2 separate regions of the Homo sapiens genome follow, and region 2 is linked to region 1. The links are chromatin loops, found by intact Hi-C in ENCODE. Cell type or tissue: K562. All regions are shown on one strand. Each heading gives the region's core, and the rest is flanking DNA. Links, peaks and the distances in the headings are about the cores only. Region 1 overlaps QTMAN (queuosine-tRNA mannosyltransferase). Region 2 overlaps QTMAN (queuosine-tRNA mannosyltransferase).

Region 1 (5,393 bases), core at 113-5,112:
AGGTAAAACACAGAAGTGTTTTTAAGTTTACCAATTCTTGCAAAATTATAGTTAGTGCCCTACCATTAGGAGTGTGAAAATGTGGCATAATGAATTTTAAAGAGATGATTTGAGCAGGAGACTAGATTTTCACTATGAGCAAGCATTCGATGAAATTTCGTAGAATGTTCCTCACAATGTAAATATGTTTTCTGTTGTATTAAGCAAAACAAATGATTTACTTTCAGGTGATCTATTTTTAAAATTAGATTTTTTAGAGTGATCTATTTTAAAAATTAGTTTTGCAATCAAGATAAGAACAGTTAATAGTCAGAATATGTTTTTATAGAAGGAGATTGATATTATTTTGACTGATCTTTATTTTAAAAATTGTCAATGATTTTTGGCAATAAGAAAATTACTTTGAGAAGAAAAACTCATGTATTTTTGTAACAGTGTAACAAATGTGACTGAAAAGGAAGTAAACAGTGGCTCATGTTTGAATTATTAATGTGAAACATTTTTATATGCCATATATACTGGGAAATACATCTATTATGGGTACTTTAAGATAAAATTGTGCAATCTAACAGTTGTTTCTTTTGCGGGGATTTATTTTTAATTTAGAAAACACTTTAAAATTATTAAAAGGATTTGTAAAACAGAGGTGTATCAGCAGTATGCATTAAATAAACTCACCTGTTATTTTCTCTCATTCAGAACAGGCTCAGCAACATATTGGTTCACTACTTTAGCAAAACAAACAAATATTCAAATTGCTTTGTATGCATAATACACATGTAATAAATGCTACAGTTCCCCATTGCTCCCAATGCTATCTTTTTAAACTTGCAAAGTGGCTTTTTTTATGCAGAGCTACTAAAATGAATCTGGGTGGGATGCCTGTTAAGTTATATGAATTAAATCTTTAGGTCAACATTTTAAACTTCTGAATTCTGACAGTTTTGCGAAGGCATGCCAGCGAAACTTTTTTCACTTGATCCAGTTAAGTTCATGACTGTCTTGAATCCCCTGTGCCAAGGTCTGATAATGTTAACATTAGCGAGTAAAGATAACACACACACACACACACACACACACACACACACACACACACACACACACCTCTTTCATTCTGTGTATAGTGAATAATGTTTATTGCATATTAACCACTATTCAGTGACTTTAAATACACTTTCTGCAGTGGTTTAATTTTTATTTGCAGTGAAACCCTTTATTTTTTCTGTGGTAAGAATATATCTTTTAGTGATTTAGGACAATGTGAATTGTCCTATTTATTTATTCTAACTACACACAGAGGCATAGGAGAAATATTTAAGAGCCATAATGTTTAAGCAGTTTTTTGGTAAATACGGTTGAGTTTTTCATTTTTGTAGAATAGAATTTATAGACAATAAATTGTATAGTTTTAATTCAGAACACATAGCAAAGCTATTATCTTTTTAGTTTGACATTATATATTTTTTAGGAATATAATATAGTAACTTAATCATTATATTTGTAAAAACATGGAGAAAAATTTATTAAGAGATAACAGCAAAATTGAATAAACACTGTTGATTATTTTAACTAGGATTTTACTATATTAAGTATCAAGTTTATAATTATAACTAGTACTTCATTTCATTTGAATGTCAATATAGGTTTCAAACATGACTCTTGGGGAGATGATTTGAATGTCTTGTTTGATATCAAATATTGGTAATGTAATAACAAATAGTGATTTTTAAGTTTATGTGGTCAAAATGAGTAATCTTCCCTTAACCATATGGTACATACTTTAGTGTCAAAATTCAATAGATAGTATTGCATGAAAGAGTACATGTTAATTCAGTTGTTTGATTTTTCCTCTTAATTTTTGATACGTTTTAATTTCTCCCACCCTCTGACATATTATTCTGTAGAATACTTTTACAAGTATTTCATATGTTTTCTATGGCATCTCACACTGCTCACTTTTTATCTATAGTACCATATGAGTTCCTCTTTTTTAGGTTTACACTGCATATTTTAAGCTGCTGATAGTGTAAGTAGATTGCAAGGTAAAGTGACATTTAGCTTTTTGAGTTAGCTTCATTTTTAGCATGAGAACAGGTTTTTTTTCCCTGTCCTAAATCTTCTCATATTTCCCATTAAAACAATCTTACTAACATTGAACAAAGAAATTCAGGGATTTGGCTAAAGCAGCAATTGAAATGCATCAAAAAGTGGCTACTACAATACAATTTTATTAATGAATGATCTACATTGGTTCCAGCTGTGTCCATGTGATTAGGCCTTCACCAGGCAACAATGGGTATTTCCCTATTGCTTTTATTTGATTTCCAAGAATGTGTCATCTGTTACATCAGCCTCTGCCAATATGCCCCTGTAAAAGTGTTTTTTTTTCCTTCTAAATTTCTGAAGCATAAGTTGAATACCCACACATAGCCCTGCTGAAATATTGTTTCTATTGAATGGTGGCCTAGGTTTGTATGCCTGGTGTTGCATACCAAAATCTCAGAATGTAAATTAAAGTAAATGTTTATTAAGTTTATCAGTAAATTTTTGGAAGTGTGGTTGCCTGGTAATGCTAAAGATAGACTATTTTAGCTTTTACATTTTCATCTTAATATTTTATTACAGTGGTATAATGTGTTATAGAGGTGGACAAGCCTGCAGATTGAAGTGGGGATCGTCCAGATTGTTCCCTTCCCTGGACCATATGGTATAGTTCTAAAAGCCTTTTGTACGCTGTCTGTTCAGTTTATTGTAAACTCAATCTTTAGTGCGCCTAAAAAGATAACCAAATAAAAGTGAGCCTGAGAAAACGGACTTCATATCATATAGGGACCCCAGATATATATTTTTGAAAGGAGATAACTGAAAATGAAATTGAAGTTGAGATGATATTATAAACAAGGGAGATTTGTCATTCTCTGAATTTTTTTTATATCACATGGATTTTCATAGATTGTCTTTGAATACTGCTTTTAAAATGAAAGCATTTATGTTATGTGACTATAGTTATTATGCTTATTTATCCCATTCTTAGGGTTTCAGGAAAAAGAATGTAGCATTGTTCTGTTTTACAGAGGAAGCCTCTACCTGTGACTGATGGTAAGGAATATATAAACTACAGGTTTTATGAATATGTGGATTTTTTGACTTACCTTCGTGACAATTTAGGCTAGATAACTCAGTAATTTCATTCTGTGAGGAATTACCTATACCCAGAGTTGAAAGGTTTCTAATTCTTATTTGTTTTCCTTTCTTCCCCCCACGCCTAACTTAATATGTTTCTATAATTCTATTTTAGGAAAATAGAGTAAGAGATTGCTTATCCTATATGCTAAGATCCTTTAGAAGCAGGAATGAGTGATTGCTCCTGACTCTCACTCTCCTTCCCTCCAAAGTAAGCCACTGTTTGAGAAGAGCATTAGACATTACCCACTGCTTTTTGGCATAAGAGATTTGAAGTTGAAATCCTACCAAACTGGGGGATAAAAAGGAAAGCCTGTGAAGAACATGGTTCTTTACTCTATCATTACCCTGAACCACTGAAAGGGTAACTGAGAGGAACTCAAATGTTTTTGGAATGTGTAATTTTCCTTTGAATTGCCACAGTGAAATATATTTCAACAAAAAAGGCAGAACAAGTATATGTAGTGTACGGAGTTGATGGTGATTGAAATTAATGAATCTTTTCAGCACTATACAATAGGAATTATCCCAAGAATAGTACACATTTAAAATTTGTCTGAGAGAAACATACATAGAGAATGATTATTGTGTTATTATTACCTTAGGGAGATGACTAGAGATAGATGGAATATTAAATAATACAATAATGCTAGTGGTAAATTAGACACAAAGTATTTGTTGGGATATACACTTTTCAAATTCAAAAAGTTTTCTAAAACAGAACCATTGATTTCAAGTGTATGTGTGGAGTCTTCCCTATTTAAAAAATACTGTTGTTTTGTAATCTCTCATTTATTCTTTTTTTTTTGGATGGAGTCTTGCTTTGTCACCAAAGCTGGAGTGCAGTGGCGCGATCTTGGCTCACCACAACCTCCGCCTCCCGGGTTCAAGCAATTCTCTTGACTCAGCCTCATGAGTAGCTGGGATTACAGGCACATGCCATCACGCCCGGCTAATTTTGTATTTTTAGTAGAGACAGGGTTTCTCCATGTTGATCAGGCTCATCTCGAACTCCTGACCTCAGGTGATCCGCCTGCCTCAGCCTCCCAAAGTGCTGGGATTGCAGGCATGAGCCACTGCGCCTGGCCTTTCATTTATTCTTAAGCCACTTTCTAAGGTGCCCACAAAATTGAAAAGCATAGTTTACACTTTCACACAAATTAGATCCCTCCCGTTTTCTCTCCCCCCATTCTCCTTCTTTTCTCCTTTCTTCCTAACCTTCAGCTATTTACTTATATGTGTGTATTATATATATGAATGTTATATACCATACTATAGAAAAATGTTATTTTAATAGATTTGAGGGATTGAAGGTTCCACTTAAAATAAAAATCTTGTAATAACTATGCAACAAATGGATTTATATGGAGGAATTTGACCATGTTTATAGAAGTAATTCAGATTACAGAAAATTGTAAAAGTGTACATTCAAAATTCTTTTTTTTCTAGCTAGTAAGGACTGGATTATAGCTTAAGAAAGGAGGAACCATAAAGAGTCTAACTCAAGTATCTCTGTTTTAACGGTAAAAATGCCTCTGGCTCCAAGTAGTAGAAAATCTTACTGACATTAATTTAAATGAGTTAGTGTTTTATTTGTCTCATAAGAATCAGAAGGCAGTTAGTTCACAGGTAACTGATACTATCAGGGATCCAGGTAATGTCTTGCTTCCCCACCATCCTTAGCATGTTACTTTTGCCTCTTATTTCACTTTCAAGCAGGAAGAACAAAGGGAGAGCTCAGAAACTTCCTTCCCATGGATACTTTCTCTTTTTCTTTAGAAAGGGATGTTTACTCACAGGGACTTCTGTCTAATTCTCATTGGTCAAAAGTATGTCCCATATAACCACCTCTAGAATGAGGTAACAAATGTTTTCGCTTTCTAGCCCCTAGAGTGAGATAATGAGTGTTTTAGCTTTGTAGCCTCTTTTGGAGGAAGGCAAGGAGAATGGGAATTAGAATGAGTGTTGAATGAGCCATTCTAAAGTTATCTGCTGTACTTCCTTAATTCCTATGTACAGTTAGTTGTTTGGACTTTTGAAACTCTCTGGATACTTGGTTTATATAGTAACTTGCTATTGGTTGTCTTTTGAACAGTTAGTGCATATGTGTTGGTATTGTTATGTTTCCATGTCTGAGGACAGGAACTGTAATTGGGTCATCTTGGTGTCTTTACGCTTAGCACAGTGCCTACATGTTGAACCTCAATAAT
Region 2 (5,393 bases), core at 118-5,117, 78 kb after region 1:
CGTGTTGGGTGTTCACATCCATGGGGCATGGGGAATGTAAGCACCCATGGGCATGGATGCTTCCCAGCTTGTTTTAATGGTAGGAGTGAATATTGTATTGAACACTTCTGTATAAATGGAAAGTTAACCAGTTTTATTTTCTCACAGTCGTTGAGGGAATGAATGATCCATTCACTCCATTTATTCATTCACTTATTTGAAAATATTTGTTAAGCACGTGGCTAGGATGGGGAATAAGACAGATGTAGGACCTGTCCTAATGGAACTTTAAAATCCAGAGTGATAGCTGCCAAGTTAGGAAAACTCTAGGATACTAAAGAAAAGAACAGCAGATCTAATTTATCTTATCAAGGAATATATACTTCAGTGTGAAGAAACGGGATAATATATTAAATATTGGAGAACCACATAGAATAGTTATGTAAAATTATATAACAGACTAGATCCCACATTTTTAACAAACATATTTGGTGATCAGGCAAGTTCTTTATTTAAATCAACTCTCCAGTGTATTTCCTCTCATTACCCTATTATCTGTAATCTTCAGTTACCTACTGGGCACTCTACTTATATTCAGTATTTGCAAAACATGTCTCTTTATTTCTCCTCCAAACCAGGATTTTTTTCCTCTTGTGTTAAGGAGTATTACACCATCACTATCTGATTATGTAAGCTAGAAACCTTTAGCCTCTTACTTTTAATAACCAAGCCGGACATTTCTTTCATCACCCTTAATGTTAGCCACTCTCTCTATTCCAGTGCCCTGACCTCCTCCTTGTTATTCCAGGAGGCTCGCTCCTGCATGTTATTTAGGATGCTTCCTAGAGTGCATCTCCTTAGGAAAGCCTTTACTGATGGTCATTACCTCTCCACAATTTGTATAGCCAGAGCAGTCTGGCCACTCAGTAAATATGTGATGGATAAAGGGTTGAAATAAAACTATTCACTTTTGTATAGTTCTTCTTTGTACCACTTATATTCTTTTATATTTCCAACACAGATTCTAATAAGTACAATTAACACAAAAACACTGAGTCACATACTAATCTTAAGATGATTCAAAATCAGTGTGGAGTAAGTGAAAAAGTAGAGGCTTTAGGCCCAGATCAACTTGAATTTGAAACTCATCTTTACCTCTTAGTAACTGCTGTTGTCTCAGCATTTAACCAAACCTCTTGTGCTTTAATTTCTTAACCAGTAAAATGAGGATAATAAGTCGTATCTCTTAGGGGTGGTGGTAGTGATGTGTGTAGAGAACCTTGCACGATACGTGGTTTTCTATCTTCCTTTAAAATATTACCATCAACATTACAATATTATGGTGATTAAAGGATTCCATTATCAAAAAGTGATCATGGAAAGCCATGGATTTAAATGAACTGTTTTGTTTTTGTTTTTGTTTTTGTTTTCTTTGAGACGGAGTCTCTCTCTGTCGCCCAGGCTGGAGTGCAGTGGTGCGATCTCGGCTCACTGCAAGCTGTGCCTCCTGGGTTCACGCCATTCTCCTGCCTCAGCCTCCCAAGTAACTGGGACTACAGGCACCTGCCACCATGCCTGGCAAATTTTTTCGTATTTTTAGTGTTAGCCAAGATGGTCTCGATCTCCTGACCTCGTGATCCGCCCGCCTCAGCCTCCCAGAGTGCTGGGATTACAGGCATGAGCCACCGTGCCCAGCCTAAAGGAACTGGTTTTATATCTTCTGTATTTGGTTATATTTAGAGTAATCTTCCTTATTTTGAGAATAATAGTGATTTATAGTGGTACTTTATTTATTTCTTTATCTTCTCACTTTACAACCATCTTTTTCTTGGCCAATAAGCATTAAAAACTGAGTTAATTAAGAATAAGAAAAAATAAAAGATTGTTAGTATAATAATGAACATGCAGTGAGTCACCAAATTGCTGAAAGATAAAGTACAAACTTCTTATCCTGCATCTGGATACTTCTGGGTCTGAGGAGGGCCACCGTTTCAGTTTTATCTGATTATTCATTTTTTTCCAAACGCTAACTGCTAGCCCTCTCTGACTAATTCAAATAGCACTGATCCTTTTAGTCCCGAGAACTCAGGACCTGGGCCTCTTCTGCCACCCCTGATAATTCTGAGACTTCCTGGTTTTTCACTGCTCTTAGTTCTCTTTTCTTCCACTGAGTGGCCATAGCACTTAGTGCCTCTGCCTTCATTCGTAATCAATCTCACACTGCTTTGTGACATTTCTTGTGCAGGAGAGAGCAGTTACTTATCTTTTTTATTGTTATTTAATGTTTCCTGTATTTACGGCTTATTTCACCAATTATATTGTCAGTTCTTTTAGAACGGGGTGATATCTTATACTTCTTAAATTGCCAAGTCAAAAGATTTTACAGTGTTCTGATTTGTTGACTTATTGATAGAATGTCTAAAAACAGATATATCTACAAATGTTCTGGTTCATATTACCTTGGACCTTGTAAGAATACTCTTAATAATGAACTCCAGTCCCAAAAGAAATAAACACATACATGAAAAAATGTTTAAATGTATGCAATAAAAATTTCAATGTATTTATAGATTTTTTAAAATAGTAGGCTCACCCTCTCTTCTTGTATCTTCCTTTCTTGTTAGAAACATAATTACAAAGTGTCTTTTATGGATTAAGCACTGTGCCAGATACCAAGAGTTAAAAGACTCAGCGTTTGCAGGAATAATTTAAGAGACACCTGAATTTAAGTGACACCTTTAGCTAAAGAAGCTCAATAGGCATTATGGAATTTGTTTCCTTAAACATCCGTAAGACAGTTCAGAGTGCTGATGATGGCAGCAAGGATAGATGTTAAGAAAACAGCCTTATGTTGGAGATACTGCTCAGTGGCAGGTTGTGCCTACAGTCTTTGATTCCCTACCTTCTTGACAGGTGTTCTGTATATAGTGCTTTTTTGTATACAGTGCTCTCCTGGCCATCGTGATAAGCACAGGAAAGGAAAATTACATGATGGAAGAAAGTAAAACTGTCCGATTGATGCCACATGATGAGACAGCTTTTGGGAAACTGGCTACTCTATTTATAAACAGCCTGTAAATTACCACCACAAGAACCTGGGAGATTAAATGACTGTGTTTCCTTTTCCTTCAGATAAGACTTCCATCTTGTATTTTTAATTGTTTCAGCAAAGGGAAACATTTTGTTAGGCAGTGTTCTTGTAAGTTTTTGAATATCCATAGCATTTAAACATGCAGTAGAAATGGTCCAATTAAGATTAAGTAGCTGACAACTAAAGCAAATTGTGTTAAAATGAATTTTGTATATTGATGATTAATGAATATTAGAACTCAGTTATCTCTCTACACAAGTTTTATGAATTAAAAAATATGTTGAAACCAAAGACTTTTGAAATGCTTGGGAGTAATTTTCATTTATGTGTGTATGTATCATTGAGTTTCTGTTGTAATTAAAACTCTGTCAAGGTGCTTTGGAAGTGATAAAGGGAAGAAAGCAATAGCTGTCCTCTCTTTCGCTTCTCATATCCAGTTTTATCAGCAAACCCTGACAGTTATCAGTACACCCAGTCAGGCCACTTGGTAACACTCTCACAATATTAGCATCTTAGCCCAAGACAGTGTCATTTTTTTTCTTCTTGCTGTCTTCTTCCACTCATGACTCCTTGCAGTCTGCTTTCCATATGGTAGTCAGAGTAAAGTTTTCTGGTATTAAAAAGTAATTTAAATATGCATGAATTACATAAACAAAAGAAATATAAGAGATTAATACAGAGAAGATTTCAAAACTTTATGGACATGAGTATAAAAATCATGCCCTAGTTGGAGATATTATGACTTACCATATCATGAAGCGTAATAAAAAATCATACCTTTTAGAAATAATTTTTAACATGGCAAAACAACATGGTGTTAAAAGCAAGAAATGAAAGTATGCAATAATGTATTTCTGTTACAAAGTGGAAAGAATAAAATAAAATATACCTAATGTACATATAAGATTTTGTCACTTCCCTGCTTAAAATCCTTCCAGCTCTTCCTATTGTTCTTACCACAAAACCAAGATTATTTTCATGTCTTACCTTTGAATCTTCACCCTTATTTTTGGCCACTCTCCCATTGGCTCCAACCTCCTTGGTCTTCGTTCAGTTCCTCAACCTGTCATTCTTCTTCTTGCCTCAGCTACTTTGTTTTCCATTTTATGTCTGTAATTTAGCATAGTGCCTTGCAAATAATAGGTGCTCAGCACATGCTTAGAGCACCAAAATGCAAATAGTAGCTATCTCTCTTTGGAATAGTTATGGGTGATATTCACTTTATTTGTATTTTTTGTGCTTAAAACATTTTCCATAGTGAATGTGTATTTTCTAATTCTCAGAAGGAAAAGAAAAAATAATGCCATTCCAGAACTGGAGAGCTGGGTAGGTGAAATTCATCTAGGCAGGAGGAACATGGAAATTAGGTTATCACAAGCGGGTCAAGGGTCTGTTCAGGAAAATCAGTTAAGCAGGTAATTGTATTCAGGAAACATGGGTGTCAGGTTAGGGAAAGCTGGTTCATCCAGAACTGTGCTTTCCAATACAGTAGCCACTAACCACATATGGCTAGTCGATTTAAATTTAAATTTAATCAAATTAAATTTAAAAGTTAGTTCCTCAGGAGTACTAGCTACATTTCAAGTGCTCGATAGCCATATGTAGCTAGTCATATGTGGACAGTACAGATATAGAACATTTTCATCATCATAGAAAATACTGCATCACAGAAAATACAGGATCCTAGAGAGTAGATATCAAGGAACAGGAATGCATGAGAGGGAAGAAAAGAACCAAGGCTTAGGTAATGAGTCTTAGCAACATGAATCTAGACCAGGAGTTTAGGTATTGAGCAAAGTGACACAGCTAGAAGAATTTACTCTTTTGTCAAAGGCCTCCTGAAGCCATGCAAGAAATTGTGTATGAGTGGTAACACAGCCCAAACTGGTGTCTGTGTTAAATTGTATACACTATCTCATTATGTCATAAATAGCTTCAGGAGAGGAGAGGGGCCTACTGAAAAGATTTCATGGGGCAAGAGTGAGGTGACCTAGCCCATGAAGAATCATTACTAAAATGTATGGGCAGTGGCTGGAATATTGAATGCCTGCCTTCTGTTACTCATTTCACTTCCCTTCTGTACCATTTAAGATATAAAAGTGTGCATCTTAATGGTAATGGTCACACTACTACTGCCCTTAGGTATATTTCAGCTTTTCTTTTTACATATTAAGTAAATAGGGTAAAAGGCAAACAACTGATTTATTTAAATTGAGCAGAAAATAATAAAATCTTTAATCTCGAATTTCATTGTGTTTAACTGTTTCGGATTCTTTAAACATATATGACTTGAAATGTAGATACAATGTGTATTGGAAACAAT

The links. Hi-C counts contacts between places; a loop is a spot of excess contacts. Peaks named below come from ENCODE experiments on the same cell type or tissue, not always from the same donor. Only the 100,000 strongest peaks of a DNase experiment are listed, where the experiment ranks them.
Region 2: a loop joins it to region 1, with 2.0 times the contacts of the local background. A loop is called at or near these places in 1 of 110 quality-filtered maps.

The regions. Positions count from the first base shown.
Region 1 is chr2:144,227,555-144,232,947 of GRCh38, reverse strand. All of the region lies in intron 2 of QTMAN (queuosine-tRNA mannosyltransferase), which reads left to right. Among named protein-coding and RNA genes, the nearest start is that of QTMAN, 100 kb to the left of the region's middle. In K562, for the core only: no CTCF peak of the experiment used is centred there; a DNase peak (open chromatin) is centred at 1,995.
Region 2 is chr2:144,149,711-144,155,103 of GRCh38, reverse strand. The region is part of intron 4 of QTMAN (queuosine-tRNA mannosyltransferase); the gene reads left to right. Among named protein-coding and RNA genes, the nearest start is that of QTMAN, 180 kb to the left of the region's middle. In K562, for the core only: a CTCF peak has its summit at 2,134; DNase peaks (open chromatin) are centred at 2,103 and 3,533.